5 separate regions of the Mus musculus genome follow, and all the other regions are linked to region 1. A link is a loop called in an ENCODE intact Hi-C map of the cell type or tissue named here. Cell type or tissue: heart. All regions are shown on one strand. Region 1 has its middle 29 kb from the start of Ankrd55. Region 2 overlaps Map3k1 (mitogen-activated protein kinase kinase kinase 1). Region 3 has its middle 16 kb from the start of Gm41062. Region 4 has its middle 40 kb from the start of Gm15322. Region 5 has its middle 58 kb from the start of Gm15322.

The links. A loop is a pair of places that touch in the nucleus more often than their neighbours do. Peaks named below come from ENCODE experiments on the same cell type or tissue, not always from the same donor. Only the 100,000 strongest peaks of a DNase experiment are listed, where the experiment ranks them.
Region 2: a loop joins it to region 1, with 6 times the contacts of the local background. A loop is called at or near these places in 41 of 42 quality-filtered maps.
Region 3: it touches region 1 in a loop (2.7-fold over the local background); 4 of 42 quality-filtered maps call a loop at or near these places.
Region 4: it touches region 1 in a loop (3-fold over the local background); 10 of 42 quality-filtered maps call a loop at or near these places.
Region 5: it touches region 1 in a loop (2.2-fold over the local background); 4 of 42 quality-filtered maps call a loop at or near these places.

The regions. Positions count from the first base shown.
Region 1 is chr13:112,257,016-112,262,015 of GRCm38, reverse strand. No RefSeq gene overlaps it. Among named protein-coding and RNA genes, the nearest start is that of Ankrd55, 29 kb to the left of the region's middle. In heart, a CTCF peak has its summit at 2,397; a DNase peak (open chromatin) is centred at 2,425.
Region 2 is chr13:111,785,765-111,790,764 of GRCm38, reverse strand. All of the region lies in intron 1 of Map3k1 (mitogen-activated protein kinase kinase kinase 1), which reads left to right. Among named protein-coding and RNA genes, the nearest start is that of Map3k1, 21 kb to the left of the region's middle. In heart, CTCF peaks have their summits at 1,691 (motif pointing left) and 2,442 (motif pointing left); DNase peaks (open chromatin) are centred at 1,565, 2,374 and 2,715; H3K4me3 peaks cover 1,193 bases; H3K27ac peaks cover 1,577 bases.
Region 3 is chr13:112,082,309-112,087,308 of GRCm38, reverse strand. No RefSeq gene overlaps it. Among named protein-coding and RNA genes, the nearest start is that of Gm41062, 16 kb to the left of the region's middle. In heart, no CTCF peak of the experiment used is centred here; a DNase peak (open chromatin) is centred at 2,578; H3K27ac peaks cover 1,244 bases.
Region 4 is chr13:111,951,923-111,956,922 of GRCm38, reverse strand. No RefSeq gene overlaps it. Among named protein-coding and RNA genes, the nearest start is that of Gm15322, 40 kb to the left of the region's middle. RefSeq lists an enhancer at 1,352-4,023. In heart, a CTCF peak has its summit at 2,103; DNase peaks (open chromatin) are centred at 2,192 and 2,582; H3K4me3 peaks cover 253 bases; H3K27ac peaks cover 1,744 bases.
Region 5 is chr13:111,934,006-111,939,005 of GRCm38, reverse strand. No RefSeq gene overlaps it. Among named protein-coding and RNA genes, the nearest start is that of Gm15322, 58 kb to the left of the region's middle. In heart, no CTCF peak of the experiment used is centred here; DNase peaks (open chromatin) are centred at 1,835, 2,395 and 2,815; H3K27ac peaks cover 1,023 bases.

The DNA.
Region 1 (5,000 bases):
TGTCTAGCAACACCACCACAGACACGCACTGGGGTGTGCCTCTCTACCCACCTAGGTTTCTCTTGATCCAATCAAGTTAAACATAAAAATAACCACCCCTGATGCCAGCAGAGTCAGAATTCTGTTTCTTCCCCTTTTGTTTCCTTCAGTTTTCTCTACTCTCAAAAGGATTCACAACTGCTTTCTGTTTTTCTGCCAAAGGTGGATGTGTTTGCAATGTTATTCTCTACTTCAAATGCAGACGAGGGCACCTGTGCTCCCTGGAGACTAGGTGAGTTTCTCGGGCCTTTTGTGCGTGCACTGGGGATCCTGGGGGTTAAATGTCACTCCTCTAAGAGAGCAATGCATCTTTCACCACATCGAAGAGCCTAATCCCACACTTTGTTTGAGCAGAGAAACAGGAGCAGAAAGCGTAAGAAGAGTTCTTAAGAAGTTCTTAAGAAGAGAGACTGGGTTTTGTGGCTGAAAGCTGACACCTAAAGAAGCAAAGAGGAGTCAGTCAGGCCTTACTGGGAAATGTGAGGTTGGCGGCCTGGGATCCCAGCACTTAGGAGAGGCAGAGGGAGGAGAGCTGAGATGAACCAGCACCATGAGCACCAGGGCGAGAGATGTCATAGAAACACCAGACTGGATGGATGGGTCGGATGCTGAGCACACCCATAGATGGAGCATCCTAACTCCATACGGCGCTCTGTGGCCTCAGACTTCACTGAAAGCTTTAGCCCCCTTTGGAGAGTCAGTGCCTGACCCAGGCCTGCTTGGTTGCTGTTTAGTGGTTTAGCTTCACCATGGACATCAGAAGAAAGTATGTGCCTTGGGTGACGATGTCACAGAATAGGTGGTGGAAGGAGATATAGTATTAAATCTTTGAAAAACGTATATATGTATTCAATGTACTGTAATCATATCCACTCTTCAATACTTCTCTCAAACTACCTCAGAACGCCACCAGCCCACCCTCCTCCCAATTTCATGCCTTCTTTAATTATAAATACTAATGTTACTAGTAACTAACTCCCTAGCGTCAATTAGTGCCTAAGCATGGGGACATAAAGTAGGACACAGGCAATCTATTATTGGCTACATTTCCCCCACAAATGTGACTCTGTCTCTCAACAGCCATCATCTGTCAGTGGCTTCGATGTTAGAAATGGAATGTTAGTTCCATCATGTAACCCCCTCTCCATCCATGCTGGGACTTTGACTGGCTTGATCTTATACAGGTCTTGTGTAGCCAGCCAGAGATGCTGTGAGTTAATAGGTGTGCAACAACTCTGTTATGTTAGGAACGCAGCACTTCACGGAACGTAGTGCCCCTCCTTATTCTACAGCTCTTACATTCTTCCCGTACCTTCGTCTGTCATGTCTTCCTTGAGCCTTGGATGAGAGTGAGTAGAGGTGATATAGAAGAACCATCTACTGCTGAATTCTCACACTCACTTGTTCACAGCACTTCTACAAGATCTGAGTCTTTGCATCAGGGCAAAAAGAAACTTCTCTGACCTAGCTTGAGAGCAGCACAATCTATGAGTGTAAATATAAATAGTGAGAAGGCAGCTTGACACATTACCATTTCAGGAAACACCATTAAGTCCCTCGTCTAAAACTGGAACTATCTAGATCTCTCTAGTCATAGTTTTTAACTCAGTTTACAGTGCCAGATATGAAGTCCCTCCAGTGAAATAGGTCTCAAATCCAATCAGAACATGATTGGTTACCACTACAACTATTATGTATCAGTGGGCACAATGCGCTGGCAGGTTGTTATGTGGGTAACACCACATAGCATGTGGGTAAGACCACTGTTTTCTCTTCCTGAGCCAACTTCCCAACACCCTCCAGCACCATGAAAACTAGCCAGCAGGAAGAGAACTTCCTGATAAGTTTGAGATTGAATTCTTGATGTCTTTCAACTAAAGTGTATGGTGTATTCAGCAAAAGAACTTCCCCCTGAACCCCACTTAGTTATGTTGGCAACCAAGATCAAACAACAGCCTACATAGTTCTGGATCCCTCCAGGGCCCCTCTGACCAATAACTTGGTGGGCAAAATTTCATGTCCAGCACTGAAATCTTCAGGAAGGACTTAAACAGAGAAGGAGGATCTAGGGTTTTGGCAGCAAAAGGACCAGAGAGTGAGAAATGGAAAACCAAGCACACTTTCTCTTGGATCATTTCTGTATAGTGCAGCAGAATTGTTTGCCACCCTGAGAAGTACAACAATAGCAGCAACAATAACAGCAGCAGCAGCAACAACAGCAACAACAACAACAGCAACAACAGTAACAGCAGCAATAACATCATCATCAACAATAACAAAACCAAGTCAAGGTGTGCACAGGCTAGATCCAGCCCTTCAGGTTACACACTGAGACTTGGCCATCTAGAGATGCAGTGCACTGCAGCAGCCAGTTGGGGTCAGAGGTGCTTCATCTCAGAGAGCATCCAGGCTTTGCCTATAGCTAGCTCTGTCTTTAATTTCTCAAACTTGCAAACCCTCTACAGTCAGAAAGCCAGTTTAAATTCTCTTGGAGTTTACATTTCTGACCAGGTAGAGCCGATGCCTGGGAAGAAAGAAGTGTCTGATCTCATGGGCCTTGGCGAGGAGATTGGTTTCAACTTTAAAACACTGAGAGTTTTGAGTTTTGTCCACTTGTTCTCGTCCTATCCCATGTACCTCTGTAGATTGTGGATACAGGGCTCTCAAGGACACTGAGCAGTCATGGACACAGAAAAATCATCTCCTTGGCTTAAGCGTGCAAACACCTGGAACGGAGGACTCCAGCCTAGCTTCCTAAATCCTTATCTCCATGGTACCCTGAACACATTGCTTAAGTGATATTGGTGGGTGTAATTGGCTCATAAGTGTTTATAAGCATCCAGGTCAGAATAAGCTTGTGATAACCAACTCTATATATCTCTTTCTGCAGCCTACCTAAGGGATATCACGGGGATAGATAGATGGACAGGATCCATTGTTAGGATTGTTAGGGCCATAAAAATGTGCAAGTGTGGAAAGCCAGGACCTTCCTCCTGTGTTAACCAGCTTTCTGTCACTACAACAAAATACCCAAAGACGTTCAAATTTACAAAGAGGAAAGGTTTGCTTTGGCCATGGGGTTGGAGGTACTACTTGGTCCTATTGCATGTGAACTTGTGTAACAAGGCAAGGTAGAATCATATCACGGTGCCGTGGTAAAGCAACTGTTGACCATGTGGTCAGAATGTGGTAGAAAAGGAAGAGGCAGAGAGGAGGGCCCCAAGGACTACACAACCTCCTACTAGGCCTCTTAAAACGTTTGTCATCTCCCAGTAATGCCAAGTTGACTAAGTCTTTAGTACACAGGTCTTTGGGAGGAGGTGGGGGGCGGCTTTCTAGATTCTAGATATAAACCGCAGTGTTTGAAAGCTGGTTGCGAAACATCTGCGTGCACATCGATGACGACATACATTAGCTGCTCAGCCCAGAAGGCATCTGTGAAAGAGGAGGGGTAATCTCTGAGAATCAAAAGGATCTTCCAGGATAAATCGGTCTAGAAACTATAGTCAAGAATCCCCCAAAGTGATTTTCCTGTCAAGGGCAAAGAAGACATTAAGTCAAAATTTCCTGTAGAATTTTTAATGGTTAGGCGATGGTGCTAAATGGCCCACAAAGCCACGTGACCTCCTTCCCTTTCTAATCCTAATCTTAGACCTTGAGAAAAATCTCAAACCTCTTTAGAAAGAGGCATTATTGTTTCTACAAAGTGTGTGTATGTGTGCGTGTGCGCGTGCGCGTGCGCGTGTGCGTGTGCGTGTGTGTGTGTGTGTGCGTGTGCGTGTGTGTGTGTGTGTGCGTGTGCGTGTGTGTGTGTGTGTGTGGTGTGGGGGGGGGAGTGAAGTTGAGGGACACCATCAGAAGGAAAGAGTGGCTATCTTTCTCCTTTGTGTCACATCAGGGACCATTGAACAATGTATGTTTGCTCATGTTTGTACAACGCAAGAATTTAAACCCATAAAATCAGCTTTGCTTAGGGGAGACAGTTTCACAGGCATAGATGATCATCCTTGCCGCTCCTTCAAAGTTGCTGGGAGACATGGTCAACGAGTCTGCTGGAGTGTAATGTTTAGAGCATTTTATTCACAGGGAGCATTTTAATCTACATTTTTATTGTTGTAATTAAGTGATTTGAAAGACATTATAGACCTGGTGGTGTTCTGGGTGTTTTGGGAAGATGGCCAAATACAGATGGCAACTCATTGGCTCTCTTTATGTAGCCCTGGCTGGCCTGGAACTCACTATGGAGACCAGGCTGTCCTCTAATTTAGAAATCTACCTGCATCTACCTCCTGAGTGCTGGAATTAAAGGTGTGTGTGATGATGCCTGTCTGCTGAGCTGAGTACTTCAAACTGATCTATGGGACTTGAAGTTAGCTTTAGGAAAAGAATTAACGAAGAAATCAACGACCAGTGAAGGCCTGGAGAAACAGAAGTCAAGAGGTGGAGTTGTTGCTCTGAGGATAATCCAGGGCTGAGTAAAGCTTTCTGGAATCACCAATCTAAGGCTGGCTTCTCAGAGGGGCATGAAAAGGCTGGTTCTGGGGTCTCTGAAAGCTGGAGCCAACTGCTGCTGCTGCTGCTGCCCCTGCTGCTACTACTACTACTACTGCACCCACAGGAAGAGCAGTAAACAGAAGGATTGGGTCCGTGCACTTCGGTCCTCACATCCTAAGCCACCCTAAGCTAACTGAGGTACTTACCTTTCTGTGCCTGCTTTCTTTTTCTTTTTTTCCACTTAGCACAATGATTTCTGGTTTCACCTATTTTCTTGCAAATGACAAGATTACATTATTTCTATGGCTGAATTGCACTCCACAGAGCACATGTATTTTGGTGTCTTATGCATGAGTCGTGCTGTGGTGAACACTGGCATGAAGATGCTTCTTGATAGACTGCTTTCATTTCCTTTAGTTATCCAGAGAGAGGTCTGGTTGCAGGACCGTTTTGTAAGTCTCTTTCTG
Region 2 (5,000 bases), 470 kb after region 1:
CCCAGCAGAGGGGAGTATAGGAGGAGGAAGGTTAGGTCATCCTCACTTACATAGTGAGTTCAAGACCAGCCTTAGCTACGTAAGACGACACTGTCTTAAAAACCCAAAAGGAAAGGCTGTTTTGAGATTCCTGCCTCTGGGAAACCAGCACCTGCAGCTGAGTTGGGGGCTGTGGCCTGCCGGTAGGAATGTTAACTAGTTTAACCACTGTGGAAGCCAGCGTGGAGGTTCCTTAGACAAACACAAGCAGAATTCCTGTGTGATCCAGCTGTCCCACCCCCAGCAGATTCCTAAAGAGTCTTAAGTCAGAATACAGCAGAGTTATCTACACTCTCTGCAAGGTAGACAGCCAGTTTAGGCGCCCATCCGTGGATGACGAGGTAAAGAAAGCGTGCTGTCAGCATACGCAAGGCAATTCTATTCGGACACAGAAAAACGGAGCCATGCTGTCTGCAGGAAAATGCACAGATGTTAAAGTAAGCAGGACTCAGATAAATACGGCATATTTTCTCTCTTCTGTGGAATTGTGTGTGTGTGTGTGTGTGTGTGTGTGTGTGTGTGTGTGTGAGTGACATACACACACGGGCCCCAAAGTAGAAAGAGGACTATTTGATAGGAAGGGGGCCAGTGGGATGAGGTATCGGGAGGGTAGTGGTGGACATCAGAGTATATTACACACATGTATGAAATGTCATAAGAAAGCCCACCACCCATACAGTTACTATGTGCAGACAGCATTGCTTGCTTCCTGCCAGCTCTATCTTACCCTGTGTCTGGGTTCGCAGTTCCTGCACTTGCCATCCCTGGACACCACCCCCCTGACTGCCTTAGTTCTCCACTGCCTCCCAGGTTGCTTGGCTGAGACGGCACAGCTGTCCGCCTCCCCGACACAGACTCTTGGATCTTCCTCGGGGCTGTGTTTTGTCACTAACTTCAGGAAAATCAAATTAACTAGATCACATGGGCAAGTTTCAAGCAATGGGAAAGCCCCCTGACTAAGGACAAATGATCTGGACTCAGGGTGGTTTCTTGCTAATCCTGCCTTGGTGTTTTCCTGGGGCCAAATTCTGTCTCTTTAAACCTCTTGCCTAGCATCTGACCTCCCTTCTCCATGCAGCGCCCCTCAGGGCACAGCAGATGTTTCTACCAGAGAAGGATCTTTTTGGTTCGGAGGCTCCTACAGGAAGGAAGGGCATTTTTTTTTCCTTCACAAGCATCTGCAAATACCAGGGGCATCCGTTAGCACTGCTTGTAAACTGAAAGCTGAGTAAGACAAATCTTGCCCTCAGGTAGACCCAGTCCGAGGAGGACAGTCCACCCTACTCAGCATGTACTTGCCTAGTCCATCCCTTGTGCCAACCTTTCTAGTAAGACAGTGATAGTAGACTTGAAACCCACTTCTGTCTTCATTCCCAGTCTGGTGGTAGGGACAGACAGACGAGTGAGGAGCTGTGTGCTGAGGAGGCTGGAGGAAGGTTCTCTGCACTGTTACAGGGGCTGTAGCCTGAGGGGAGCTCAGTTAGTGTCTAGGGCAGTATGGGGTGACTGACCATAGGGCCTTGGAAATGTGAGCCCATAGGCTGATAAAAGGGGTGGGGCTGAGGGGGTCTAGATGGGCCGCTCATCAGTTAAGAGCACTGTTGATTCACTCCGGTCCCAGTTAACTGTAACTCCAGTACCCTCTTCTGACCTCCTCCGGTACTTAAGCACACTCCGGATGCGCCTATGGACATGCAGGCAAAACACTCTCCCTTCAAAGGAATAATTCCAATTAAAAAAAAAAGTCCGCCGTGCCCCAGGGAGCACTGCATGAAGGGAGCACGGGCACCAGTCCTGGGGGGACACACCTCGGGAGAGCATGGTAGGGTTAGCTTTTGTTCTCCCTTCCCTCGTGCTAGGAAAACTCAGGTTCTATCAGAACACTGCCAAGTGGTTTTCATGTTTCAGTTTGAAAGTCTTGAGGCTTAGAACTGTGTCGTCCGTTATCAGCCTGACTGAGAGTTAAGTGAGATTGCTGTTCCTGACAGAGAGCATTGGCTGACCCGCGTGCTCACGAAGGAGTCGCTGTTGGTTTAGTGGGAATAATAGTTTCTGTCACACTCTCGCCCAGTACACGGTTGTTGTTAAAACTGGAAAGTGGTTCCGACGGGAGGTTTAGAAGCACGCACCCGACAGTCATGAGTCAAGCCCTGCCAGCGTAAAGCCATAGAAGTGTGATCCTGCTGAGTCATCAAAAGTGAAAAGACACTGGCACTTAGGACGGCTTCAGGGTGCCCCTGAGGTGAGGAAGGCATACTTAGGAAGACCTTGACTCCAGCTATATTTGGGGCAGGATGTCAGAGTGAGTGCTGCTTCTGTTCGAAGTGATTTGTGGGCAGGCTACCTTTGCTATTAATAATCGTCTAAATTACATTTTTAAGGAAAGAGCGCCCCCTACCGAGCAAAGCGTCGTTTTTCCTGATCCCCTTCCCTTCCTGTGACCTTCGGGTTTTCCAGACAAGGCAGTCAGCTCTAGTTGGTTCATCTTGCAGTAAAGGGGCAGCCGGCAGCCAGGATGCTCCTAACACCATCTAAACAGCACTTTGCACGTTTCAGTGTCCCAACCAACTGGCTCGTCTCATGATGGACACATTGGCAGAGAAGAAGAGAACTATTCTAAAGAGTGACTAGGGAGAGTGACATATGGCATGTGGCTGGGGCCATGATCTACTGGGAGCTGCACTCTCAGGGGTGGGGCTGCTACTGAGATGATCCTGTTACTGAGATGATCCTGTCACTGCAGGGATTCCTGGGATCCACCTGCAAATCCAGACCTACGGAGGAGTGCGATCCACCTGGGCCTTTTCAGTCTCAGGGTTTTAATAATAAATAGTGTGCTCTCTGCTGAGAAGCTGAGACATGGACGCTTAGCAAACATGCCAGCGTCTTAGCTAAGGAATGCTATTTCATAATTTTGTAGTCATGATTTTTAGAGGGTTGATACACTTTTGGTAACATGGCTTAATTAATTACTTGGCATGTATCTTAGATTTTCCACTTTGCTGAACTATACAAGCATCTGGTAATTTTTAAGGGATATGTAACCTACGGGCTGAATTGATCCGTACTTGCGACATGTTCCTCTGTATTATACAGCCTGTAAAAGGATTTATATCAAGATCATGAACTAATTAATACAACTACAGGGGCTGGCGAGATGGCTCAGCTGTGACAAGCATTTTTGCTCTTGCAGAGGACCTGGGTTTGGGTCCCAACACCAAGATGGCAGCTCACAGCCATCTGTAACTTGGGTTCTGAGAGATCTGACACTCTCTTCTGGCCTCCATGGGCAGTACTCAGACACATGCAGACACACACACACACACACACACACACGCACGCACATACACACACACAAATAAATCTTTTAAACCCACAACTTTAAGGAGTTAGAACGTGGTATAGAATGTGTGTGTGTGTGTGTGTGTGTGTGTGTTGTGTGTGTGTGAAGTCAGAAGCACCAAGTGTAATTCACAGGAGTCCAGTCATTTGTTTTGTTGTTGTTTGAGCTTAAGATATATCTTGAAATGACAGATGCCTAAATAATGAATATTAACTGACCGAATAGCTAATAGTCATGAGAAGATGGTTTTAAAATTATAAAATACTCGGTTATGGCAAAAGTTATACTTTCAGATTAGCCCTCAGAAGCTAATGTGAGCCAGGGGTAGCGATGATCCCAGCACTTGGAAGGGAAAGCTGGGCAGGCAGGCAGCTCGAGGCCATCCTTGGTCACAGTGGGTTTTAACTGATATATGCGACCCTGTCCAAAAGTGAGAAATAAGCCATAATTTCATGAGTTGATACAAATTAAGCATTTCTGGTAATGTTATCCCCGGTTCTTGGCAAAGTAGGCCAGGTGCCCACAAAGAGGCCTGTGCTAGAGAGTTGGACCTCAGTGTAGGATGTCACTGTGGCTGCACTGCCACCAAGCCTGGGCAGGCGCTCCTAGCCCCCCTCCAGCCCCTGATGCTCTCCAGTTCCCTGCACGCCAATATGGAGAGTGGCTCTGTGTCTTTTAAGGGATGACATTGATGATGCAGTTAATCTTCTATGAGACCGCAACAGTAATGTTTTCGTGTAAAACAGCCTGGAAACCCATGCTTTGCACTCGCTACTTAACAGCTTGAATGTTCTTAACAGCTTTAGATGTCTCTAAGAGAGCTTTGAAACGATGCCCATGCCTAGTAACTAAGTTAGTACTGTTCTTAAAATCATCAAGCATTGAGTGTCTTCCCGGGCCGTGTTATCACAGAGCGTGTGTGATCCACATAGCTTCTGACCAGATGGAGATCATGTAAGAGTCCCACGTTTAAATATGCTGGTCACCAAGGTTGCTCTAGGAAGCTTTGTTTCTGATGCCGTGTCCTCGTGCCGTAGGGAAATTGCACCTGTCATTTGACAGAAATTATATGATCCTAGTACCCACACTGAACAGACCCAATCCCTGACTCCTGAGCCCAGAAGAGCCTCCACCATAGTCTTCATGTTCTTCATGTTTCTAGCCAAGTATTACCTTCCGAACCCGATGGGAAAAGGCGGCAGTGGGGTGGGTAATGGTTCTATTTGGTGCTTTCATGTATGCAATAGTAAGTATTGCATACATGAAATAGTATGCAATAGTATATATGTATGTATACATATACATTCACATATATATGAAGCATCATGGTTTAGGTGGAAGGGGAGAAAGCTTTGAGGACAGAAAGACCTGGTTTTAAAGCCCCCAAATTCTCTCGTAACTGAGAGCTCATAGACTACTTAACCTTTTTGTAAGAGTCTATCCTCAGCCATGACCGTGAGTCTTGGCTGTGCTCAGACCTGGAGCAGCACCTGGACCTGAGGCAGTCTCCACAGCACAGTGTAACAGCAGCAGTGTTCATAGTTCTAGTAGTCCCTGTCTCCCCATTTTACTTACACAAGAGGTCAGCAGGGGGAGGCGTGAAAGTTAGCTCCCTCCA
Region 3 (5,000 bases), 170 kb after region 1:
TTTCTATGGAGAACAAACAGGCAATCTTCTTCAGCCCAGATAGTTGATAGAGCTAATGTGCTCATTTAAATATTATTATATCTTATTTTGTGTGTGTGTGTGTGCATGTGTGTATGTGTTCCTGTAGAAAACAACTTGCAGAGTTGGCTATCTCCTTCTACCATGTGGGTTCGGGCATTGAGCTCAGGTCGTGAAACCATCTTACTGGATCTAGGATAGTCATTTAAAGAGATGGACCTAGTAAACCACAGTACATATAAACTAGAATGCTGCCAAACTACAAAGGGAGACTGGAAACTCAAGAGTTTGATGGCAATAGAAAAACCTCCAAACTGTATTTCTATTCAAGCAGAAAAAGCAAGGTACAGAAAAGCCTGCTCAATTGCTTAATAAATAAGAGGGGGCAATCCTGAAGGGGAAAAACTCTGCAAGAATACACAGGATGCTGTCAAAACAGTCAGAAACAACTTTCCAGAGGGAAATAAATACAACCAAGACAAGGACTTTCGCTGTTTTATTTTCTGTAATTTTTGAATTCTGAATCACACGACAGTACATTCTAATCAGTTAAAAGCACTTAAAATTGTAAGACTGTTTTCTGTATATAATAGCATACATACACTGTACATAATATTGCTTAATATATGTATTATATATTACATACTGTATATATTAGACTCTTTTCACACTTTCTGTCTCTTTCTGTGCCTCTCTCTGTCATACAAGTTTAACAATAGACTATAGCCATCGTTAGCTACTTTCTGTGGTGAGCAAAGACAGCTCTACATTAGGTCTCTACATTAGGTGGACACATACTATCGTCAGAAATGTCCAGCTGGGAAAACCACAGCCACGTAGAAGGGAAAAAACCAGATCTGGGCTTATTTTGCTGACTACTCAAGTGTCAGGCCCTTGATCATGTATTACCATCACCTACCAATTACTGAGAAACTTTTTCTGCCCGTTCAGTATCATTTGCTGAATAGCCGTATCGTTCACTAGATGTGGGTCTGTCGTGACCCCTGTATCATTTTCTGTCCTTTCCAGTTGCTCCCTGAATAATCTCTTGTTTCCTTGTTGCTGGGCAGTAAGTCGGTTTATCCTCCCCTCTGCTGTGCTATCGTCTGCATCTCTCTAATGAGCCTCATCCTGTATTTGACAGACAGTTTCTGTTTTGACAAGGTAAAATTGATCAGTGAATTATACTCGTGCAAAACATCTACACACACACAAACCCACTACAGAGAAAGATTCAAGTGTTGTCCACTTCCTTGCAGATAATAACTTGGGAAGCAGTTTTAATGGGCAGATGAATTCTAAATGGAGGTCTCTGTTTAAACTTCACAGTCCATAAATAGACACCAAGTGCAGACATCCTGCCTTTTGACCTGACTTTTGCCACTGGAAGCATTTAGGAGTACACTAGTATTTCTTTGCTCTTCTGTAAATGAGACTGGGTTGGTATACACCCAGTAAGATGGCTAGACAGATCCTACCATGCTCATCTGTCCCTGGGACCCTATGGAGAACCCTGACCAAGCCTTTGGAGCTCATTGGCTTTCGGTAGGACCCGGTTGAATTCTGAATTCAACGACTCCAGAGCGGATGTTTCTTGTGAGCCCGGCTCAGGAGATAGGTAGCGTGAGAATATGAAGTTGCATTTCCAATTTTCATCTCACAGACTTAAATAGATTCTGGGGGAAAAAAAAGACAAAGACTGTAGAAATATTCAGATTTAGTATCAGTAACTTGCAGCTTAAAGAAAGCATGACAACCCAAGATTGTCTGGGAACGTGCACCCTGTGGTACTGCTATTCTAACTGCAGGGACTGAGGGGGAGCACTGTTGGGACTGTTATAGACCTACCCTTCAGCATAGAAGGGACACACGTCTGCTCACCTGCCATGCCTCAAAGTCCGAGTTCCAAAGTTAAAGACATTTAAGCTTTCTTTGAGAAGGAAAATGACACTGGAAATCCTGTGCTAAAGAGAACAGAAGCCCTGAAAACTGTCCGTGGGAGCCAGTTTATGTGCCTTCAGTATATTCCCTAAAAGGGTCTCAGACCACCTTCCCTCAAAGTTAAGAACCAAACTGTTTCAGCCCAAACTTCTTATTTCGTAGAAGAAAAGAACACGCAAGCCAAATCTTTAAACAACTTGCCAAAACCCCAAACAATATCCCTCACTTGCCAGAACAGCCTTTAATTGAGAGCGGGACTGGTTCCTGCCAGTACTGGGGAGAGACCCTACTTGCAGGCACTGCACAAAGCTCCAGCCCCTGCCTTGCCAGTTCTCCCTCAGTGTCCAAATTAAATTTAGAGAGGAAGACGCGAGGTCATGGGAAGGGTCCTTGCTTCCTGGAGGTTTCAAATCCCAAATGGAGGCTGGAAACTGGTAAGGGATCCTCCTTGGGAACTTCTGAAAAAATAACTCATTTGAAAGTATCCCGATGCCAAGAAAAACGTGACCCTGTCCCCCGCCCTTCGGCTCTCCCCACAGCCCTCCTTCCTCCTGGCAGGTAACCTGGGCTTCCATGGTATTCTTTCAGCTTCCTCGGACCTCCAGCTGAGCTTCCCGTAGGGAGGAGGGATACAAAAGGCATTAGCCTGGAAGGACTGGTTTTACCATCTCTTTTCAGACCGCTGTTTCCTCTTTGGAAGACCACGTGTTTTCCTTAATTCGGTTTCCTGTTCCCCATCCTGCTGTCACCTCATCTTTACCCCCCACTTCCAGCCCAAGCTGGCAGATCACTCAGCTTCTCAACCAGCCACACCAGTGTTTCCTTTCCGCCTTTTTTATTTAAAAAAAAAAATGAATTTCCTCTTCTGACTCCTCCAGCTTAAGGACCCCTCATCTTTGTCCGAGTGCCATAGACAGTAGGACTCGTGAGAAGAAGGCAATTTAACAGCTCTCTCAAGCCTTTCTTTGGACTTCATTCACTAGCCTCTGATTTGCTATCTGTTTCTCCCACTTCCTGTTTCCTAGGGTGCATTTGTGTTCACTGTAGCATAGACTCAGATAGCCAGGTATTAAAGGTACAATATGTAGATGCTCTTGAATATCAGAATAGAAGAAATTGTATAGAGAACTATGAGATTGCAGGAAGGCAGAAACACAAGAAGAGCTACTGTGAGGTTTGTGTTTCAAAGAATTTAGAACTTCTAAATGAGAGTAAGAATCACAAAGTGCAGCTACGTCTTGAAGTGTCAGAGGAAATACCTGTTTTTACTGAACCAGTGCCATGCAAATACGTATGCACAACATCGTCGTCCCTCATCCTCGTGCGAGGCCCAGGTGAACGGCCATGCTCAAGCTTCCACCCTCATCCCCACAAGGAGCCTTACAGGACAACAACGCCAACAGGAAGCAGAGAAGCAGACAGGGATGTGACTGTGAAGACAAATCTCAGGCAACTAAAGTAAAAATCTCCTCCGTTTGTCAATTTGAAAAGGACCATGCAGCTCTGGGAACACAGGCTGGAGCTCCCTCAGGTAAGAATCCTAACGAAGAGACTTCACCCGCTGCGTTCATGAGGTTGTTTGAGAGATCTGGGGGGCTCAAACACCCAGTAAGGTCCAGAAATTCAAAGTCAGAACCAGAAGTCCAAGGCGAGGCCCAGCGCGGGCCAACTTGAGGAAAGTGCACACTGCTTCATTCTGGGTTTTCTGTCTCCCTCTGTATTCCTAAACAGTCTCCAGCCCGTTTCTTTTCTATTCTGTTTGGTTTGTTTTTTTTTGTTTTTTTGGGTTTTTTTTTTTTGTTTGTTTGTTTTGAGATAGGATTTCTCCATATAGCCCTGGTTGCCCTGGAACTCACACTGTAGACCAGGCTGGCTTCCAACTCAAGAGATCTGCCTGTCTCTGCCTCCTGACTGCCGGAACTAAAGGCTCATGCCATCACCACCTGGCTCAACTGTTTCTCTAAATGGCTGAATATCTTGATTCTCTAAGGATTTTTCCATGTTTTCTCCACCCCCCCCACACACACACAAAAGATGCAATTGGGGAGGAAAAGTGGTTTTTTGTGTGTCACCACTATTGAGTGTGGGGTTTTTTGGTTTTGTTTTTTTTTTGAAAGCTTCAACATTGAATTTTCTGGGTCTCTTCAGCCACATGGTGAGAAAGAGAGTGGGAAAAGTAATAGGCCTTCAGTCCTGGACTGTGATCAGAGAGCTTCGGGGTGTGTCTTAGTTAAGCTGTCTATAGCTGTAACGAAACATCATAGCCAAGAAGCAAGTTGGGAAAGAAAGGGTTTATTCAGCTTACACTTCCACATTGCTGTTCATCACCAAAGGAAGTCAGGACTGGAACTCAGCAGGGCAGGAACCTGGAGGCAGGAACTGATGCGGAGGCCACGGAGGGGTGCTGCTTACTGGCTTGCTTCCCCATGGCTTGCACAGTCTGCTTTCTAGTAGAACCCAGGACCATCACCCCAGGGATGATACCAACTACAATAGGCTAGGCCCTCCTCAATGACCACCTTACAGCTGGACTTTATGGAGGCACTTCTTCAACTGAGGTTCCTTTTTCTCTGATGACTCTAGTTTGTGTCAAGTTGACACAAAGCCAGTCAGTAGAGGGTGGAAGGGAACAGGCAGAAAGGAATCACATTAGTGGGTGTTAGCCCAGGTTTCCCCTGGGAAACACCTTATGACTCTCCCTTCCCTCCTGGTACTCAGTGTCCTCTACACTCGATTAGCACATGAATCTTCTCATTCCCACTATAACAACCATGTGCCCTTGTACCCCATGCCTGTGCCCTTCACACAGAATGGTAAGAATAGAAGGAACTTTGTTGGAGACATTATTAAGTGAAAATGGTATAAAGAAAGGAAAATAATTAATTTCTCACAGTCAGCAAAGTGGCAAGGAGACTGGCATGATTGGGTTGGCTATCCATGAGATGCCAGGATCCCTTCTAACTCAACACATCAGCCTACTTCAGTTCCTACTTAGCAATGAGCATTCTTTAGTATCTGCTCTTTAGAACTATTGATCAATG
Region 4 (5,000 bases), 310 kb after region 1:
ATGAGAATAGTTGGTTTATAGGAGCTCTTAAGTAAACATGTTAATGGTTAAATGGGGATTTTGCCCATTATGTTAAAAAAAAAAAAACTGCATGGGATGCTAAAACTGGTGTAAACATTGGGAAGACGCTTGCCCTATCAAAACTTGTGGTCTAGGAAATGTCACCTGAACTTAACGCTATAATAGCAATAAATCGGAGAATTTCTGTATGTGAAATACTACGTTGTGCTGGCTGGTGTATGTAAACGTGACACAAGCCAGAGACATTTTAGAAGAGAGACTATGTCCCCCACCAGCTTGTCCTTTGAACAGGCTGAATAAGCCATGAGGAGCAAGCCAGTAAGCAGCATCCCCCCATGGCCTCTGCATCAGCTCCTGCTTCTAAGTTCCTGGCTTGTTTGAGTTCCTGCCCTGACTTATCTCAGTGATGATCATGGGAACGGAAGCTGAAATATATATATTATCCTTTGCCTTTTGGTAATGGTGTTTTACGACAACAATGGTAACCCCCAACTAAGGTAAACCTGCGCCTTATTTGACTTAATCAAGAACCCAATGAGATGGACTACAATATTTCTCTGTTCACTGAAACTCAAACAATAAAATGATGAGCCTAAACTCACTTGGCCAAAAGACTCTCACTTCATCTACCAAAGCACCTCTTCCTTTTAGCAGCATGGGCCCACTCCCATCCCCCCGCAGACATGGTCTTAACAAGACTCACATAGCTGGTGTACACAGCTACTATGTGCTGTCATTGAGCCTAGGGGAGAAATCTGCTCTCCTGGCCACGTCACACAAGTCACACCAGCGTCCTTCATAGCATCTTCCAGCTGGGACTAAATAGAGAAAGCACCTTCTTCCAGGCCATCTGGTGAAGGGAGACTGGGCAGCACGACCTTTGAAGTTCCTAATACATGTGGCTTCAGCCTCTTGGACTATCAGGACTTAAGAACATAAGCCTATTACAGAGAAACAACCAGAAAAAAGAGATAAGACATTCCCCCATGACATCAAAGGCCATTTTTCCCTTCGGTGGAGGTCTGGGAGCTGTCTAACAACCAGCTCACCGGGGAGAGTTCTGATGGGACTCTGAGGTGCTCATTTTCTCTAGGTAAGAAGAACACGAATCAGCACAGGCTGGAGACACAACTGACTTCCTTGAAAAAAATCAAGAGCTTTCAAGAACAGAATTGATATTTTCTCAGTTTTGGCTGCGACTCAACTGTAAATGCACAAATTAAAGCTAGTTACCAGGAACACCTCTTTTATTGCTATTGTCACACAGACATGTAATACATTTTGATTATATCCCACCCCACCCCCCTACTATCCTCACTTGGCCACCAACATCCCCTTTCTGATCCCCTAAACGTCTCCTGTCATCAGACTTTTAAAATAAATTAGATGAGCTTTTGCTATGCAGCCCACGCTGGTCTGGAATTTGCAATCCTCCTGCCTCACCATCCCAAGTGCTAGCGCTCCAGGCTTGAGACACCATGCTCAGCTGTAGACATAAAGTTTTAACTCAGATTTTCCCACACTTTCTCCATCATTTTCCTAAATCTAGATTCCAGACAAGCCATACACGAATAAATAGGTCAAACCCTGATTTGTAACATTTGTCAGTTTCAAACACAGGAAAGCTTCCAACATGGCCAACATCAAATGTCCATCATGACAGCAACGTCCCTAAGGAGAAATAAACAATGTTGCTCCATGCCACAGTGCTTCCATAAAACATACAGGGAAGATATAAATCATCTGAAATGCAGAGAAGAGCAAAACACAGGAAAATCAGGAGGAATTGGTGACATTTCGAGGTTTGTTGCCTTTGTGCCTAACATAATTTTTGCTCGTTTTTTTTTTTTTAGTTTTAATCAATGCACTATTTAGCAGCTGAAATTCCCACCTCTGTAAGCCAATCTTCTAACCTACTTCATTTCATTTAAATACAAAGCAAAAACTGCACCTCCCACCGTGTAAAAACAGAATGCTTGGTTATGGAAAACCTAGCCACACTGTGCAATGGTCCCTTTAAAAGTCTTCCCTTGAAGAATGTTTAATCAGCTGAGCAGAGGCTCTTTACCCCTGCAGGAGTTAGGAGGATGTTAGCAGTTCACTGCCACAGGCTCCCAGGAGCCTAGCATCGTTTTGTGAAACCACACAGGGTGGAGCCGGGCCTTCTTCTCCCAGGAGAGGAAATGACCAAAAGAATACCACGTGTGGCATTCCCATAGCAGCAGAAGGGAGGCTGGAACTCCCAGAGCAAAGGGAGGCACAGGAGACCACGCCCTGGAAACTTGCCTTTTCCATGGTCGGTCGGAAAGGACCCACAGTTTGTTCTGTGAGGTTTGAAGCATCAGGAATGGTAAACAGAACAGTATTATTCTCTTATTCTCTCACCCAAGTCTTTGTTTCTTTCCGCTGGTGTCTGGAAAACCTGCTTAAAGAGTTATTCCAAGTGTTTTTGTCAAGTCTCTAATCTGTCTTCAAAAATAGCCCGGAAGAGGAAACAGGCTATTTACCCCAGAGAGCAGGGTGGAAATGGCCAGGAAAAGTCTCTCCATAGCACCTAGCTGAAAGCCACAAGTGAAGAACGGGAGGTCTGAGACAGAAGCCAGCCAGTGCTGCTAGTCTGCAGCTTTCTGCTTATCCTGTAGTTTCAAAATGGGGACAGGGGGGTCAGCTGAAATCTGCTGTTGTGTGACAGTGGGGGTGGGGGAGGAAGAGGAGGTAGGAGGGGGAGAGGGGGTGCTATGGATGGTGGGGAAGGGCCTATAGGACTGAAATTGCCGAACAGCAGGGAAATCAACTCTGTAATTCATAGCAAATCCTGTTTAATGTGCATTCTCTCAGAGGGGGCTGAGCGGGACCCGTCAGCCATACATCCAAAGTTGATTAAAACCCTGACGTTTCTCATAATTGGACCTCATTAATAAATTCCTCAGGGTTCCAGGAGGCTGTGAGGAAGTAAAGCAAAGAGGTAGGGAAATGAGAGCAACAGGAGATTGCAAGGTCCCAGATGCGGAGTTAATCCCACTCAATCAGACTGGACAGAAACTTTATGTTCACAACGACCTGCTGCTCGTCAGCCTTCTTCCCCTCCTCAGCAGGGCAGGCTTTTCTTCAGGCACTACGCCCTGAGCTTTAAAACCCCATATTCACCATGCTAACAAGTTAGGAACTGATTCTCCTCACTGGACACTCTCATGGTTTCTCAGCTTGAACTGAATTGTTATGTGTGAACTTGACTCGGTTAAGGGATGCCCAGAGAGTTGACAAAAGGTTGTTTCTCACTATGTCTAGAGAAGGCAAGTGTTTTATGAGATGGACTAGAGAAGATGCTCTCACCTCTGCAGGCTAACATTATCAAGCGTAGCATGTAGATAGGTATATACGGCCCTTGATGGCTAGTTAGAGCAAAAAAGGAAAGAATTCACTTCCTCTGTTGGAGCTGTCCTACCTGCTGTCTCCTTCCTTCTGTCCTTCCTCTGGTTTGGACTGACACTACACCACGAGCTGTCCTGTTTCTCTAGCTTAAGTGTGGTAGTCCATGGAACTCTGTAGCTTCCAGAATCTCTAGAGCCAAATTGCATGGTATATCTGCTTCAGTAGATCTCTGCATTCTGTTTCTCAGATAACACAATCGCAAACCTTGCCTGGAGACACTGACTTAACTTGTTGTTGTCCTAAATCATTCCTCATTAACAAAGGATTAACATCTTTTGTAGCAAGCTTGCTCGGTTTGTATTGTACCATTTCTTCTTCCTCCAACAGAAGTGAGCCTAAACTGCAAAACACCCACGGCTGAGATCTTTAGCAACAACAAGATGCAAATCACCCCAGTGACACCCAGACAGAGGCGCTAAACTCTGAACAAGAAAGGACAAGACCCAAACACAGGATTTGCCAGGACTTTGCATGCCTTGCTTTTGTGGTGCCTATATCACTGATATGTGAACCCTCTTCTAGGCATTTCAAAGGGAGTGGTCATCTAGAAAACCTGTGGAGCAAGGAAGAGGTGCTATCATTCAACATTCAGTACTCATCAGCCTCCATTCAACAGGGACTCCAAAGTCACCAGTCTTCAGCACAGCTCAAGATCAAAGGAAGAGTGGCTTCTATTGGATGTGATTTTTTTCCTTTGTCCATGTTAGAGTTAAGAGAGATGGAGGGAGAAGGGAGAGATGGTCCACCACATCAGTGGCCATCCTAGACTTGCCCCTCACTAAATCCACTGGCCCGTACCCACCTCCACACTCAGATGCCACATTGCTGAGCATAATGAAAAAGAGGCTACTATCAACTGATGCTGCGAGTCTTGGTAGGGACAACTTGGATAAGTATGCTTGGCAGTGTCTGGAAAGGTTAGAAAAGTCTGTACATGTGATACAGAAATTCCACCGCTAGAAATATCTCCATACATCTAAAAGTACACAAAGATATGGACTACAGAGATGGGCACGATAACTCTTGTAATGTAAAAGGGGGGTTTATATGTAAGGGAATGCAGAGGAAGACAGGGAACAAGACCAGAGAACTTTGGGCCAGGGATAGACCCACCTCAAGTCTCAGGAGTGTCTGCGCGTGCCGGACTCGCCAGCAAGAACGACGCTGCAACAGGATCCTTCTGCACACGTTTATTGGGAGAGCTTGATTGCAGAGGCGAAGAGACCCTGAGCCCAGAACTGGTGCTGCTTATATAGGCCTAGGAGAGGCGTGTCTCACACCCGGATTGGTTATGCACTACACCTCATTTGCGTGTTCCTCATCTGATTGGCTACTCTCTCTCTCTCTGTACCTCACAGAGCCTCATTATCATACCTCATTTGCATGTCTCACATCTGATTGGTTATATTCTCAAAGCCTCATTATCATGCCCGGGCCAGGCAGTGTCTTTGCAAAAAACTTTACTGCATATGTACACATTGGTTGTTTGTCCAAACTTATGCGTGGTGGCCAGCAGTAGTCAGTGCCACTCTGCAACGGCACATGTG
Region 5 (5,000 bases), 320 kb after region 1:
GACTCAGTCATTGGATGTTCTTCCTGTGAGGTTGCTATGACCACCCCCTCCCCAAAAGACCCCCACCCCCAACCTCACCCCCACTCTAGTCCCTTCTGACATTTTTTATCAGTTCTGCTCTTCTTTCTCCCTTGGCTATGTTCTCAGCCTCCTCTCCTTCATATGTGCTCTGTTCGTGTCTTTACAATCTATAGGGCACCAAGAAGGTATGTTACATGCAGCGCTTCCACTAGGAGGTTACAAAGGAGTTGGGCATCATTGTGGCTACTGCTGTGCACAAGGACTCTTCTTGTCCAAGGTAGAGTGCCTGAGCTGCAGAGGGACTCGTTGGTACTATTTCTTTTTCTTCTTCCACTAAAGGAAACCCCAAATTTCAAGAAGAAGTGGGGCATGAGAGGATGAGGAAGCGGGGAAGGAGAAAGGGAGAAAGAGGAGGGAAAAAAGAGGGATAGCAACAAATACAATAATAATAACTCAACAATCCTGAAACACTGTTATGCCTATAATCAGGTCTTTCAGCAATGAGTTAAAATTTGGGGCAAGCAAAAACAAATTAATAGGATAAATGTACAAAATTACTAGAATTATTTTTTTTTAGAAATCACAGTTTTTCTTCATGATGTGGTGGCATTCAGTTCTTTGCTCTGTTCATGTTTTCTGAGGTAGAGTTTCATGTAGCCCAGCCTTGAACTTGCTTTGTGAACTTGCCATGACCTGGAACTTCTTCTGATCATCCTGTTTCTATCTTGCATGTATTGGGATTATGGTTGTGTGCCACCATGGCTGCTCTATGCAGTCTGTGCTGGAGATAGATCCTGTGGCCTCGAGCATGCCAGGAAAGTGTGTTAGTTAGGGTTTCTGTTGCTTTGATGGAATACCATGACCAAAAGCAACTTGGGGATAAAAGGGTTTATTCAACTCGTGCTTCTATATCATTGTCCATCATTGAAGGAACTCGGGACAGTTGTGAGGACCTTTTCCTTGCCGTCTCTCCCTTGTGAGGGCCTCTGGGATAGCAGATGATGATGCCCCGTCTCTCTCTGCATCCCCAGTGTCCCAGCTCAGAAGACAAATTCTAAATATTTGCTTAGCAGTAGGACACAGGACAACACTTTGCAAGTTCAATCCGTTACTGGGAAAATATAGTGAGAACTGTGTGTGTGTGTGTGTGTGTGTGTGTGTGTGTGTGTGTGTGTGTGTGTGTGTAATTCGGTCTCCAGAACCAGAACCAGCTGGCAAGCAGCAGCAGGAAGATCTGTTCTAGTCTCACTTGCTACGTTAGACAATTGATGGCTGTGTCCACCACGGCCACACTTGCAGGCAAGGTGTTCAGGTTTAGCCAGAATAAGTCATATTTCCTAATCCTAGGTACCTACCAGCCCATCTAAATGATTCTGACTAGCTATCAGTAGGCAGAACAGAGCACAATCCACGCCCTGCCCCAGGAAGGGGCTCAGAAGCTCCTGCACTCACACAGTGCTAGTATTTCTCCCAATCATCTCAAAGCCTGGAACAGAGGATCTTTATACCAACACACAGAAGAAAGGCTGAGTGGGAAAAATCACTGACCCTCAACCCAGTGACCTGCGTGAGGATGGCTTTCATCAGAAGCGAGATGCAGAAGTAGTAAGATGAAGGAGTTGGACTTTCTGATCAAAGCCAGAAACGTCCGTCCAAGGTAAAGGCATACGTGAAACCTTTACAGAAGAGACAGCATCGACGAGAATGCTTGGTTCTTTACAATGCATTCACTGTGGGAAACTAGCCAGGCCCAGCAAGCTGACCAGGGTCCCTTCACCCCTGTGCCCAGGACAGTTTGGCCAAAGGACATCTAGGGTGAAGGCCTCAGTCAGTGCTAATCTCCATATCCCGGAATAGCCCAGAGAACTCGTCCAACCTGCAAGTCTGCCTTTAAAAAAAAAAAAAAAAAAAAAAAAAGCCTTTGGAATTCTTTGTCCAGCTCTGCTTGGTATACACGGGAATGATTCTTCTGGGACTTCTCTGGTGACCTAGTCTTTGCTATAATGACATCTCTCAACAGATCCACCAGCCCTCAGATTCTCTCCCAGACACTAATAATAGGTCCAATTAGAAGTAAAGATTCCAAACAGATGAGGCACGAATTGATATACACGGCCGGCCTGGCTGCCACAGATCCATTTCTTCCCCTGCAGAAAAGACACCAAACTGGCCTTGAGGAGGGAACCTCCTTTTTTGAACAGTTACCATGGCAACTGGAACCCTTTTCTCCCCAGGGCACCTGCCCACAGGCTCCCACCAGCCAGCTGGTAGGGAGGGTGGATCAGCCACCTCTGTCCCAAGTCACTGTGCTCATTTGACCAACAAAGGTGCCAACAGTGCCAGTTGGCCTCATGATATGGATACCTGCCCACGAGGCATTGGCCCAAACATTGGGGACTTTCACAGAGGCCAGCCAACAGCTGGCAGGCAGGAACTACCAGGTCATTGTCATCTGGGGCTGAATTGGAACATGCATACAAGACACAAAGGCTGTGTCTGTAACCACAGCATCTCTCCCTCCCTAGGGATTTGTTTGCAGCTCCAGATCCCCCTGCTCTGGGAGGAGCACGCATGTGGCTGAAGGTGCCTTTTAGAGGCCACGCCCACCTACCTTTTTTTAGCAGTGCCCTGCCTTCTGCACGCTGCCGTAGAAAAGCTTTCCCTGCCCCATGTCTGGTTTTATTGCAAATGAGAAGGTTCGCCATAAGTCACCCCAGGCCAGTGGGTTCAGAGGTGGAGTTGGTAACCAGAAGCCATGCAGACTTCCTCTCCTGGCCCCACACCAAGGCCTCCAAGGTTCTCTTGTCACATGAGGTTAGTGTAGTTTCACATCCTCTAAGCAAAGCTCTGTCGAAACTCTCTAGTCTCACATGGCATCGGCTCAAAACAACCACCTCGCTCAGCTGCCTGGCTCACTGTTCCAAGAGTGGGTCAGGAGATCTGGGTTCCAGTTTCAGCTCAACCTGCATGACCTTGACAAGAACCAGTCCTCAGTTTTGCATCAGAAAATTAAGAGGCCCGAGTTTCTATACTTAGGATCCACTTCCTCTCCTCTCCCCATTACCCTCACCACTTCAGTTTAAAAAAAAAAATAGATAGGCAGGTAGGCAGGCAGGAGGCAGGCAGACTGACTGACTGACTGACTGACTGACTGACTGATTGATTTTTGGATTTTGGAGACAGGGTTCTGTATTGCCCTGACTGTCCTGGAACTCACTCTGTAGACCAGGCTGACTTTGAACTCAGAGATCCACCTGCCTCTGCCCCCTGAGTGCTGGGTTTAAAGGCGCGCCACCATTACCCAGCATTCCTGATGCTAACCCAAGAATCGCCAAAGACTAAGGGATATTTTTTCAACTTTTCAAAATCAGACATCTCAAAAATACTAAGCCAAGTGAAGGGAACTTTTTCTACAGGAGAGTGCATGTTTTATGATTATAACATGAAATGCCTAGACAGGCAAAATTAACCAATGGTAAGACACAAACATGCTTACCCACTCTCACAGGAATAGCTGTAGATTGCCTCTGAGAGTGTGGTAGGAGCAGGAATTACTTAGGAAAAGGCATAGTTGACAGTATACATTGTACCTGGGTGTGTTTGTGTCACACAATCTATGTCAAAACTCATAGACTACTATTCTTCAGATGGATTGAACGGTGCAATGGAGTCAGAAGAGTAGACTGTAGAATTGGTGAGCACTGGGTGCTCTTGACAAAACACTGAGGAAACATACGCAATAATAAGTTCCTGATCCATCCATACCACCCTTTCTCCACCCCATCTCTTTCTCGACTATTGGCCTCTTTCTTATTGAATGAGACAGGGGATATATCTGATATCCTATGATGATTAATCACTCTATGCCCAGCCCTCAAGGGTAAAAACAAGTTCTCTGCAGCCAGAACTCGCCCTTGAGCCTCTCTGCCTCTGCTCTCTGGTTGCCAACATTTTTGATATAATTTATTTCTTTCTTTCTTTCTTTCTTTCTTTCTTTCTTTCTTTTTTTTTTTTTTTTTTTCGAGACAGGGTTTTGATATAATTTCAATTGACACAACCCAGTAAAGACATTTTAAATTTAATTCCAAATGTAATCAGAGTGTATATTTTTATAACCACTCTAAGAGTTAGTATATCGACTACCCAAGGACAGATTACAAGCATATATTTTCCTATACTTGCTTCTCAATTAGCCCAATAGATATATCCCTAAATTATTGATTTGTTTTGTGTGTGTGATCACTTCTTCTTAAGATCTCAAACACATTCTTGGTTCTCTCCCAATTTGCTTATCTTTCTTTAAAACCTAAGCATGAAAATGCATGCATGCTTCATTGGTAAACACAATGTGCTTTGGAAAAAGATTCACACTGGGTCTGCACATGTGCAGCTAACGTTAGTAAGCTCTATGTCGTTGTGGGGGTCCTTCTGCCCCAATTTCAGCCATTCTTTCCAGAGAAATTCCCACCTCTTTTGTTTTGACGTGATTGTCTGTGTGCGTGCGTGCGTGCGTGCGTGTGTGTGTGTGTGTTTGGAGGGGTTTTTAGGCCCATTTTAAAGGCTATGACTTTGAGGTGAAAAGTGCTAGTTCTACAAGCATGCAGGCCTAAGTATGATCATCAGAGCTTACAGAAAAGTGAAAAAATCACTGAGGGTGGTGATGTGCACTTGGCACTCCCAGTACTTCAAAGGCTGAGAGACAGATCCTTGGGGTCTACTGTCCATCCAGCCTGGCCTAATTGTCAAGCCCCAGGTCCCAGTGAGAGACTGTATCTCAAAAACTAGACTGGATGGGTCCTGAGGAATCACACACACACACACACACACACACACACACACACACACACACACACACACCAGAAAGGCGTGTAGGTTTAATAAACATTTGATAAACATCTTTCCAGAAAGCTGCTCCCACTTCAGCCCAGTGCCCATGCACATTTGTTAAATATTAACATATAAGTCCCTTTCGTGAAGGC